Regions from separate parts of the Homo sapiens genome. Here region 2 is linked to region 1. Evidence: chromatin contacts called from ENCODE Hi-C or POLR2A ChIA-PET data. All regions are on one chromosome and are shown on one strand. Each heading gives the region's core, a stretch centred on a gene start or an enhancer-like site at or near the end of the contact. The rest is flanking DNA. Distances are from core to core; before and after follow the strand shown. Region 1 holds the start of ERO1A (endoplasmic reticulum oxidoreductase 1 alpha). Region 2 holds the start of GCH1 (GTP cyclohydrolase 1).

The links. Hi-C counts contacts between places; a loop is a spot of excess contacts on that map. ChIA-PET counts read pairs that join two places held with the same protein, here RNA polymerase II (POLR2A). Pooled maps may share reads with other maps.
Region 2: a pooled map shows a loop between it and region 1 (2.4-fold over the local background). The contact joins the promoter of GCH1 here to the promoter of ERO1A in region 1. A Hi-C loop is called at or near these places in 1 of 37 single-sample maps with no recorded cell type and 6 of 50 pooled maps. POLR2A ChIA-PET finds 5 or more read pairs at or near these places in 1 of 52 experiments (CD4-positive, alpha-beta T cell).

What each region holds. Positions count from the first base shown.
Region 1 is chr14:52,691,922-52,698,048 of GRCh38, forward strand. ERO1A (endoplasmic reticulum oxidoreductase 1 alpha) reads right to left here and starts at 3,637. Exons shown (of 16, transcript NM_014584.3): 1 at 3,447-3,637. The coding sequence starts at 3,560. RefSeq lists enhancers at 3,162-3,663, 3,269-3,318 and a silencer at 3,569-4,108.
Region 2 is chr14:54,900,024-54,906,150 of GRCh38, forward strand. GCH1 (GTP cyclohydrolase 1) reads right to left here and starts at 2,803. Exons shown (of 6, transcript NM_000161.3): 1 at 2,298-2,803. The coding sequence starts at 2,640. RefSeq lists silencers at 1,988-2,047, 2,058-2,107, 2,518-3,157.

The DNA.
Region 1 (6,127 bases), core at 2,387-4,886:
ACTAACACTTAAGCACTATTATCAAAGGAACTTACAACATACAGTGAAAATAATTTTAGCAGGATTTGATATCAACTAACAGGCATATGTAGCAACTGACCAAATTCAAAGACTCAGTTGGAGCTATCAACCAATCTGAAAGATCAGTTCCAGAAAACATGCAAATGGCTTGCTAAGCAGAATAATTTTTAAAATATACTCCTGTTGGCATAGTGCTTGCATCTTATAATTTCCCTAGGACTTGTTGAGCACCAATTATTCACCAGGCTCACTTCTTGGAAGTGTCACACCTTTAATTCATTTTTTGATCTCCCAAAAATTGTTCACAGTAGGTTTCAACATATGCTTGATGAATTTAATCTGATTACTTGTAGAGCTCTACACATTTTAATTCAGTGACTTTCTAAGGTCACTGCTCTAGCTCAAATCAGAGCGGACATTCTGTGAACTGAACCCTACTATAAGCCAGGCACCATGCAGCAGTGTGATGATGGATGGGGATGTGGTAACCCAAGGCAGATGTGGTAAGAGGGACAGGCAACAGGAAGAAAAGATAAAACTATTACCAAAACAATCAACGGGACTGTGCAGCTCACTGGATATTGTAAACAGAACCAGAGAAGATTTTAACTTGTATTTCCAAACATCTGGTGGAAATTTAGTTTTTAACTTAGTTTCTAGCAATATTTCCTAACTTGTTTTTTAAGTGCTTAGGATCTGTGCCTCCCACGAATCCCCAATGAACATTATTCACTAAACTATAGCTCTTCAGGGCAGGGATAATGCCATAGTTATTTCTGTGTCCCAAACACTCTGGTCAACGTGCAGAGTGGTTACACTTGTTGAATGAATGATTTGCACCATTTATCTCCCCTTTTCTTTCTCCATTTTTTTTCTTTTCCCTCTCATGCTGTTTCTCTGTGTATGTCTGTCTATATGCTTGCCTCTAATTTTCTCTGCATGTCTATTCATCAGTGCCACCTCTCCTCCCTTCTCCCCCGATCCTCATCCCTTCCACTACTGGCCCTATTGTTTCACTTATAGAATTGGAATTGATAGTCTCTGTTCTTAAATAGACAACTTTTTTTTTTTTTTTTTTTTTTTTGCTTAGGCTCCCTCAAATCATGAAATAAGTAGACCATTCTAAATTTCTAAATTTCTGTTAAAACTGTTTTTTTAACTATATGATCCTCAATTTACTTTTTTATTATTATTATTATTTTGAGGCAGACTCTCACTTTGTCACACAGGCTAGAGTGCACTGATGCAATCATGGCTTACTGCAGCCTCGATCACTGAAGCAGTGGGCTGGGAAAGGCAGACCCACCCTTAATCTGGGTAGGCACAATCTAATCACCTGCCAGCATGGCTAGAATATAAGCAGGCAGAAAAACGTGAGAGACTGGCCTAGCCTTCCAGCCTACATCTTTCTCCCATGCTGGATGCTTCCTGCCCTCAAATACCAAACTCCAAGTTCTTCAGTTTCGGAACTCAGACTGGCTCTCCTTGCTCCTCAGCCTGCAGACAGCCTATTGCGGGACCTTGTGATCATGTGAATTAATACTTAATAAACTCCCTTTATATATATATTCCATTGGTTCTATCCCTCTAGAGAACCCGGACTAATACAGACCGGGTCTCCAAGCTGGTCTCGAACTCCTGGGCTCACTCCATCCTGCCACCTCAGTGTCCCAAGTAGCTGAGACCACAGGCGCACACCATCACACCCAGCTTTTTTCTTTTTTTAATTTTTTTTGTAGAGACGGGGGTTTCACTATGTTGCCCGTGCTGGTCTTGAACTCCTGGACTCAAGAGATCCTCCCACCTCAGCCTCCCAAAGTGCTGGGATTACAGGCTGGAGCCACCACACCCAGCCCAATTTACTATTTTTCAAGGTTGAGTCTGAAAAGAAACACAGATAGCCACTCTCGTTCTAAAAGAAAAAGAAAGGGGTTTAACAGAATTTTATGTTAGGGAAGTATTTGAATATGAGGGTATTGTGAAAGAGGAAAAGTTTAATCACTAGTTAGAAGAAAAAGAAAATAAATGCAAAGAATTTAAAGTTCTATTTTAAGCAGAACTCCAAAAAGGTTATTAAGGAAAAAAAAAGTAAAAGTTGAAGAGTTCAACATGTACTTTTATTCCAGTATCCAAATCTCCAGAATGTAGCTGAAAATGTTACATTGGACATCTTCTTTCCGTAAAGAATATTTTATTTTAAAGTCACTTATTTCTATCTTATTTTTTAAATGTTTAATCTCGGTGTTGCGTTATATTTCTAATCAGAAGAAAAATGACCCTTTTCCTTTTAAGTACTTGATTGTGTGTCCTTTGTAATGATTGAAGGTAAAGGACTTTTCAATGTCTCAGTTGTAAAGTAGCAATTTTCTTTCAACTTCCCTTAGTTTCCTAGATAACACTCACCTCAACTCCCAAATCACTCAGCAAAACAACAAAATCCAAGAATGTAAAGTAGTGAAAGAGAAACCTTTCATAATATTTAAATGCATCTTTCCTTTGACATGGTATCATGCCCCTAAACACATAAAATGGTATTTCTGATAATAAATTAATAGCAAAATCCACTTAGGAATAACATGGATGCCTAACCCTTAATTTTGTATAAAACGTAATTTTTATCAACAGAGTCAACCAAAAAGTGGCTTTGACAAGAGTAATCACATTGAAATACTAGATACTGAAGATAATGGAAAACTGTAAGTTTCTCTCAATTTTTTGCTCAAGAAACCACATCTCTTACAGAAGGAAATGATCATAATCCGCTTGTAATTAAACTTGTGCACTGAAGAATAAGGACCTTCCTCCCAATTCGTACCAGCTTAACGGGTGTCACGATAAGAGAATCTCATTACATTCGAGAAAAAGAGCACACAGGACCAGAAACCAGAGGGCAACTGCAGTCCCAAAGACATCAGGTAGTTGGGCTTACACACAGAAAAACCGCAAGCAGCCATTCTTCCGCCTAACATCGAAATCTGAGATCAGCCCACAAACGTCTTAGCCAGAAAGGCTGGCGAAATGCACGCAGCACAGGTACTGGGTACACAAGTTCCTGGTCAAGAGAGAAGTGAGAAAGATCCAGGTTCTGTGAAAATAGCAAATACTGGCAGGGCATTATACACTGTGCACACTCTCCCCGGGCAGATAAGACCAACAAAGATGCATAAACCCACTCAACCGCGTGCACCCAACCCCTCTCCTGGTCCGAGGCACCGGAGGGCGCGGCGACGTCCAGGCTGCCGTGGAGGCCCGGTCCACGCCAAGCCAGACTCAGTCCCGGCCACCGGGCAGCAGCACCGGAGTCTCATTCCCGGTGGGAAGAGATGCAAGGACGCACCCCCAGCCGCTCACCCGCCAGGGCGTGCGGGACAGTGCACGCCGCGGAGGGCGCCGGGACCCTCAGCACCAACGCGCACATCGCTCACCTGGCAGAAGCACCTCTGTGCCGCTGTCTCCGGGGGCTGCTCCTCTCCGTGGCCCGAGCTGAGCAGCCACACGGCGCCCAGGAGGCCAAACAAGAATCCCCAGCCGCGGCCCATTGCAGCTCCGGCAGCTTGTCGCCCCACGCTTGGGAGGCCAGTCCGCACGCTCGGTCGCGGGCCGTGCGCCCTCAGATGAAGCCCGTGCGGGCCGGCCCCAGCGGCGCCCCACCTCCGGGCCGCCTCCCAGGCCCGCCTCGGCCCTCCTGCCTCTCAGCGATCGCCACCTCGCGACCCAGCCTGTGGACGTGCCGCGGCGCCCGCGCCGGCAGCCCGGGGCCTCGGACCGGTTCCTTCCCGCCGCGTGAGGCTGACGCACCGACCAGCTTCCCGGCTCGGCCCCGCCCGGTCCGCTGCGCCCGCGCCCGTCCCCGCCCCCGGCTCCCTGACGCCCCCGGCCTGGAGACGCAACCCGACGCGCACAACCCCAGACCCTGCGCGGGAGTCGGGGGTCCTTCCAGTTCCCAGAGCGAGAGCGAAAGCCGGAGGGGCCTGTGTTTTCCTGCGGGGTTGGGGGGCGGGGGGTGCCCGCCCCGCGCCGCCCCGCCCAGCCCCAGCCCGCTCACTCCCGGCCAATCCTTCCGTATCTCAATGCGAGACAATCAAATCGTACGAATTACGTGTCCACCGTGTTCCCGGCGGAGTCTTAAAGCTGAAAGGGATATTAGAGAGCATCTAGACCAGGGCAGCATATGTCATTTATATTTTTAGTAGCCACAGCAAAAGAGTAAAAATAACAGGTACATTTTATTTTTAAAATATTTTTATTTAACCCCGAATGTGCAAAATATTATTTCAAAATATAACCAACATTAAATTTATTCATAAGATATTTGACTTTTTTTGTCTTTGAAATCCAGTGTGTATTCGATGCGAACTAGACCCATTTCATAGTCAAATGTGGCTGGCTAGTGCCCACTGTATTAGACAGCGAGGGTGGAAGCCACCCGCTCATATCATAGGAAGAAACAGGCCTAGAGAAGTGAGGTAAGGTGAGCAAGGATTGGAGGTCCTCTGATACCCAGTCCTGGTCTTTTAACATTCAGAGTTGGGACTAGTCTATCCGCTTTTTTTTTTTCCAGACAGGGTCTCCCTGGGTCACCCAGGCTGGCCTGCAATGATGCGATCGCAGCTCACTGCAACCTCGAACTCCTGGGCTCAAGCGATCCTCCCACCTAAGCCTCCTGAGTAGCATGAACTACAGGCGTGCGCCACCACGCCTGGCTAATTTTATTTTTAGTAGAAACGAGGTTTCACCATGTTGCCCAGGCTGGTCTCAAACTCCTCAAGAGCGATTCTCCCGCCTCAGCCTCCCAAAGTGCTGGGATTACTTTTTTTTTTTTTTTCGAGGCGGAGTCTCGCTCTGTCGCCCAGGCTGGAGTGCAGTGGCGTCATCTTGGCTTACTGCAATCTCTGCCTCCCAGGTTCAAGAGATTCTCCTGCCTGAGCTTCCCCAGTAGCTGGGATTACAGGCGTAAGCCACCACACACTCGGCTAATTTTTGTATTTTCAGTAGAGAAGGGGTTTTGCCATGTTGGCCAGGCTGGTCTCTAGCTCTGAGCTCAGGTGACCCACCCATCTCAGCCTCCCAAAGTGCTAGAATTGCAGACATGAGCCACCGCACCTGGCCTTACTTTTTGTTTTTTGTTTGTTTGTTTGTTTGTTGTTTTAAGAAGACTTTTTTTTGAGACACTCTCACTTCCTCACCCAGGCTGGAGTGCAGTGGCGCAATCTCGGGTCACTGCAACCTCCGCTTCCCGGGTTTAAGTGATTCTTACGCCTCAGCTACCCGAGTAGCTGGGATTACAGGCCTGCGCCACCATACCCAGCTAACTTTTGTATTTTTAGTAGACATGTGGTTTCACCATGTTGGCCAGGCTGGTCTCGAACTCCTGACCTTAAGTGATCTGCCTGCCTCTGCCTCCCAAAGTGCTGGGATTACAGGTGTGAGCCACTTCACCAAGCCTAAGAAGGTAGTTTCTAGGTGAAACTGGCAGCTTTCCGACATCTTGCATGCACATTAAAAGTTGAAATAGTTCAAATGACTTAAACTCATGTATTTTACTGCAAACCCTAGAGCTCTGCCTATCACTGCCAAGTAGACATGTAGTAAAAGTCAACAACCCATCTGAGATCCTGATGGACCTGAGAAGCTCTAATTCTAGTATCTACAACATGTCACATGTACATATTAATACAATCTCCCTCCTAACCTGAAAGCTTTTTTTTTTTTTTTTCTTTTTCTTTTTTTTTTTTTTTTTGAGATAGATTCTCACTCTGTCGCCAGGCTGGAGTGCAGTGGCGCAATCTTGGCTCACTGCAAATCCAGCTCCTGGGTTCAAGTGATTCTCCTGCCTCAGCCTCCTGAGCAGCTGGGACTACAGGCGCGTGCCACTACGCCCAGCTAAGTTGTTTGCATTTTTAGTAGAGACAGGGTTTCACCATGTTAGCCAGGATGGTCTCAACCTCCTGACCTCGTGATTCGCCTGCCTTGGACTCCCAAAGTGCTGAGATTACAGGCGTGAGCCACCGCACCTGGCCAAAAGCTCTTTTTCATATTCCTATATACAGGCCCCAGTTATCCTTTTTAGGGCCAGACCCAGGTCATGTTCTCCCTGTCTTAAGTC
Region 2 (6,127 bases), core at 1,553-4,052, 2.2 Mb after region 1:
CCGGCTAATTTTTGTATTTTTGGTAGAGAATGGGTTTTCCCATGTTGGCCAGGCTGGTCTCGAACTCCTGACCTCAGGTGATCCGCCCGCCTCGGCCTCCCAAAGTGCTGGGATTACAGGTGTGAGCCACCGCGCCCGGCCCATGGACTTTTTAAATAGTAAAACTTGACCAGAACAGTTTTTTTGTTTTTTTTGTTTTTTCTGGAGACAGAGTCTCCCTCTGTCGTCCAGGCTGGAGTGCAGTGGTGCAATCTCGGCTCACTGCAACCTCCTCCTCCTGGGTTCAAGTGATTCTCCTGCCTCAGCCTCCCGAGTAGCTGGGACTACAGGCGCCCGCCATCACACCCGGCTAATTTTTTTGTATCTTTAGTAGAGACGGGGTTTCGCCATGTTGACCGGGCTGGTCTTGAACTCCTGACCTCAGGTGATCCGCCCACCTCGGCCTCCCAAAGTGCTGGGATTACAGGCGTGAGCACCGAGCTCGGCCAACCAGAACAGTTTTCTAATGTGGAATGATGTGTTCTTTGCAGTTATTAATCCTCTTTAAATGAATCTTCGCTCATGAGATATTTCAGCTAACCATTTCTCAAGTAAATCTGTGAGTCACTTTAGATAATTCTGTGACCTGTCTCAGGGTCAGAAATTCCTCTCTCTTTGGGTAATTAGATCCATGCTAGATTACAGAACACTGTCCTATGAATTCTCTTTAAGGGAGGATTCCCAAAGCCTGGCCGATGCTGTGAAGTAAACCACTTTCTGTGTCTGCAAGGGGCAAAATGAGTAAGGCCTTAAGAAGACATTTCATTACATTGTGAAATATCTCACACACACACACACACACACACACACACACACACACACACACAAATTTAAAGCCCTAGACCTCCAAAGAGCTGATCCCACAGAAAACTGAAAGTTTATTTTTCAGTCTTTGTATTTTGAAATCTCTTCTGAGATTCCAAACTTTTGCAATTGAGGGGTAAAAAAAAGTGAATTTGGAAACAGAACTAGAAGTCACTGCCGGTTTTAGAGTGTAGCATCATTTCCTTTTGGGGCCCCGTCTCTTTCACATTCTGATTTCCCACCCTTCCTTTGGGGTGTGGAAGACTGGGCAAAAAATAACTTTCTTTTTCCCAGGGTCTATTTGGTGGAATCGCTCTACACTCCTTCAGAGAAATAACTGGGGCAGGGAGATTGCCTTTCCAGCGCACTGTTTTTCTTTCAAAAAACAGTGAACGGTAGAATGCTTCTTAGGGCAAATAAATAAATGTCACCAAGACACACGGAAGGTGTAGACTGGAAAATAATGTCTTTGGTCCCAGCTGTAGAAGCCAGAAGCTTTATTTTTTTAAACACAGACCAATACTGCTTCTCTGGCCAACAGGCAGCAAAGTCCCCATTTTCCACTCTCCATCACCCCATCTTGCATCCTACCCACACTGATTGCATCCCCACCCTCTGGGTGAAAAGCCGACACGCCTCAGACGCTAACAGCACCGGGTCAACCCGGCTTTATTTTAGGGTGGGAGGGTGCGGGGATGAGACTGAGTCCTGGAACCCACGGAGCCCTCCGAATCCCGGAGTAGCTTTACTGCTTTTTGCGGGGTTGGGGGTGGGGGGAGGAAACAGATTTCAGCAGCAAACTCACCCAATCAACCTCACACCTCAAACTCCGGGGAAGCCCGTGCCCAAAATTGTGCCGAATTTTGTAAATGTCCTGAACTGGAGTAAACTTGAGGTGGACAAAAAAAAAAGCACAACTCTAAGACTCCGATCCCCTGGCAAATCAGTGGGAATGCAGGTCCCCGAGGTTTCGGGGAAGGATCGCGCCGAGGCTTCAATCCAGATACACACCCTGACAATGGGATCTCAATAAGGAACTACCCAGGAAGCCGTCGCCGCAGCAAGTGCCCAGGTGATCCTTATCGTGGGCAAGTTTGGAACCGCAGGTACCCCGAGAATCCCGCGCTGGGCGCTCAGGCGAGAGGGCTCCGGGCTCCCGTCCACGCCCACCCGGGGCGTTCTAGGAGGGCTGCGCGCTGGGAGCGGGAAGGGCCCCTGGAAGGCGGCTGCAGCGAGTTCCGGGGCTGAGAGGTCGCTGCCACCCAGGAAGCCCCGACTGTGCCCCACGCAGGGCCTCGGCAGGGCGGCAGGCTAGGGCGGGTTCGGAGGTGACAGCGCCCGGCTTCCTGCGCCAAAAGTGAGGCAACTCCGGAAACTTCCTGGAGCCGGCGCGCGTTTCCTGCAAGCACCGCCCCCGCCGCCCGCACGCTCTAGCAGCCCGCGGGCGCACTGACCTGAGATGGTCTCCTGGTAGCCCTTGGTGAAGAACTGCATGGCCGAGGCCGCCCTCCAGGGCGTCTTGAGCAGCCCTTGCCGCTGGGGGTTCTCGCCCAGCGAGCTCAGGATGGACGAGTAGGCGGCTGCCAGGTTAGGGAGGTTCAGCTCGTTATCCTCCTCGCTGCGGGGCCGCTCGCCCTTCCAGCCGTCCGCGGGCTGCGCGCTCTTGGCCTCGGGCCGCGGGGGCTTCTCCGCCGGCCTGCTGGGCCCGGGCCGCGGCGGATCCCGCTCGGGGAACCCATTGCTGCACCTGGCGCCCCGCGGCTTCTCCGCCGGTGCCCGCACAGGGCCCTTCTCCATGGACCCGCCGCAGCCGCTGCCGTTCGGGAAGGACCCCGGGGCGCTTCGAGGTCTGCGGCTAAACTCCGCCGGTGGCCGCGGACAATGGGCTGTGGCCGGAGTCACCTGAGGAAGGTACGCAACCTGCTTAGATCACACTCCGAGCCGGGAGCGGCCACAGGCTGGAAAGCCCGGCCGCGCCTCCTTTTTATGGCCCGGCGGCTCAGCCTGCGCCGCGGAGCGCTCCCATTGGCCGGCCCCGCCTCGCGTCACGGCCCTCGCCGCGCCCCTCGGCCTCCCGCCCCCGGGGTCCCCAGCAGGGGTCGCGGCTCCGGAGACGCCCGGAGGGGTTCGCAAGCGCAGGGAGGGAAGGAAAAGGGCGCCGGCCCCTAGGATCAGGCGGGACCCCTCCACTTATTGCGGAATGAGCCGAACCCGAAAAGAGGCAGTCGTCCAGGAGCTGGGATCTCAGTGAGAAAGACGCGGTCTGGGCGCCCAGTCGCCCCCTCTTCAGGCCAAGAGGGCGCTGCATTGAAGGGCTCCGGTCCCCTCGCCCTGTGAAAGATCAGCAAACAGGTGGCCTTGCCTGGAGAGAGACCGAGTTAAGCCACCGATTAGGAACCAACTCTTAAGCTTTCAAGGCAAGAGAATAATGTGACTTCAGACTCTTGGGTTTAGTTAAAAACGCACCTGCCACCTAGGGGCCAGGTGGCACCGCTGTCGGGGCAAGTGTCACATCAAGTGGCCCTTATGTGGGTCCCTATGTCTAGAAGGATAGGATTTATGGTTGCTAGAACTTTGATCCTGGAAAAATTGATTTGCAAACGAAGATAGGACTTTCACTTAAAATCCATTTCCGTCGGTGGCTCACGCCTGTACTCCCGGCGCTTGGGGAGACCGAGGCGGGAGGATCGCTTGAGGCCAAGAGTTCGAGACCAGCCTGGAAAACATAGCAAGACCTCATCTCTATAAAACCCATCGCATTTTCTAGAAACGCAGTTGTGCAGATTTGGTGCTCAATTGTTTTACAGTTCCATGCAAAGCGTCTTTCCCCAGATGTTGGTACAAATTGTGAAATGCTATTCACCAACTGAACTCTTAACCAGTGACATCTGCTGTAACTGTTTTCTTTGAGATTAATAAATGGACCTTTTTCCTCACTTGAGGGATTATCTCATAATGCCGAAGGTGAGCTTTAAAACATGTATCAAAATAATATTTTTTTTCTTTTTTTTTTTTTGAGGCTCACTTCATCCTCCGCCTCCTGGGTTCAAACGATTCTCCTGCCTCAGCCTCCTGAGTAGCTGGGATTACAGGCACCTGCCACCATGCCCGGCTAAATTTTTGTATTTTTAGGAGAGGTGGGGTTTTGCCATGTTGGCCAGGCTGGTCTCGAACTCCTGACCTCAGGTGATCCACCTGCCTCGGCCTCCCAAAGTGCTGGGATTACAGGTGTGAGCCACCATGCCTGGCCTAATGTAGATTTTCTGACATAGAAGCAGGTATTAATAGGCTTAGGATCAAACAAACCAATAGGGAAGCCTGTGGAATTATTCTATGCTAACAATGTAGCTTGGTCATTATAATAAGTAATTAGTATTTATGATACATCTGCTCTAGGCGCAGCCCCGTTGGAAACATTCAGGAAAGAAATATGGACATTGCCTAGCCTTGTAGGCACCTTTACTCCAAAATGGAAGAAATGTTCATATCAGTGGGGTTATTTATTTATTTATTTATTTATTTATTTATTTATTTTTAAATTTTAATCTATTTATTTAAGAGCGGGTTATGAGACTGGCTAATTTTTGTATTTTTGGTAGAGATAAGGTTTCACCATGTTGCCAAAGCTGGTCTCGAACTCCAGGGCTCAGGATTATAGGCCTGAGCCACCGTACCCGGCCCAGTGGGGTTTTTAAATAGAGAATATGAACATCCTTTGGAAAACCTCTTTGTCATTTTCCTCTTTATTAAAATTTTTAAATTTTTTATTGTAGGTTTTTATTGGGAGTGGGGCCCTGCAACATTTTTTTCCTCTAACTGTGCTGCCCACTGTCTGCTGATACCTCCTGGTCAGAATTATCTGCTGGGTCTCAAGCTATTTCAAGCATAGTTGAAGACAACATTCAAAGGATGACCTTGCATTTAACAAATGAAAACAAAGATACTAAGTGAGGTACTTTAAAAATGGAGAGAGTAGATAGAGATGCTTTCAGTACGAATTTATTTTTAGTGGCAATCTTTCGTCTTCCTTTAAAAACATGTGTAAAGATTAACTAATATTGTATTCCACAAAGACAGTTTCTAATGAAATTTTTACCCTAAAAATTAACATTTTCTTACACGTATTGCCACTGAGGCACCTGCACCTTTGTTGCAGGACAGGGCCTCTGGATACATGCTAACTTGTAAAATGGAGGCAGTGCCTTTCGGCCAAATGCCCAAAAATAATACAAGAAAACTTTGAAATCACCAACATTATATGAATAATTTAATAGTAAAATGTAGATAGTTGACAAGGATGGTTATAAGTAGCAACAGGAGAAAAAAAGAGGAATAAACCAAAAGGGAAGTAGGTCCCAGATAATTTATTAGCATAAAATGGTTCAACAGTAATATTATGAGCATTTACAGCCAGGAATTGTTACCGCATCCATGTTTTTCACCCAGTAAGGGATTCATTTTCAGCTTGGACCCAGTCTGGGAGTTTCTTTCTACCAAAAAGCCAAGGAATTTTTTAAAGTCTCTAATTTCTAGGACAGCAGCAGAACAAAGAGGCAGATGAGAAAGACACACCAAGTCAGAGACTGAACACTGCAGTGCTACAGAAATGTACAAAGAGTTGTTTGCCAAGTGTGATATGATGATACATGTATATGTAGGTTTTCAGCCATAGTACCTGGTTCATAACTCACAGTCTTTTGTTACAATGTTGGGGCACTTTAGGCCTCAGAAAATAGAATCAATCTCTCTCTCTCTCTCTCTCTCTCTCTCTCTCACCTTCTGCTCCCCTTCCACTCACTAAAGGCAGGACTCTAATCATCTCCCGCCTTTCTGATTACGGATCATAAACCCTCATTGCAAACAGGGTCCTGCCTCATACCCTGGAGGAAGCATGGCTGCACAGAGAGGTCAATCACACCTTGACACGGCTGTCCATGCTTCAATCATGCCTATACAACGAACATAAAAGGCCCAGACGGCAGGGCTCAGGGAGGTTTTGGACAGCTGAATATGTGGAGGTTCCTGGAGGGTGGTGTGCCCAGGGAGGGCATGGAAACTCCATACCTCTTACCCCATACCTCACCCTATGCATCTTTTCATCTGTATCTTTTGTAATATCCTTCATAATAAACTGGTAAACGTAAGTGTTTCCCTGAGTTCTTTGAGTCACTCTAGCAAATTAATTGAACCCAAAGAGGGGGTTGTGGAAACCCCAACTTGAAGCCAGTCAATCAAAAGTTCCAGAGGCCCAGACTTGTGAGTGGTGGAAAGGAGGGGCCAGTGT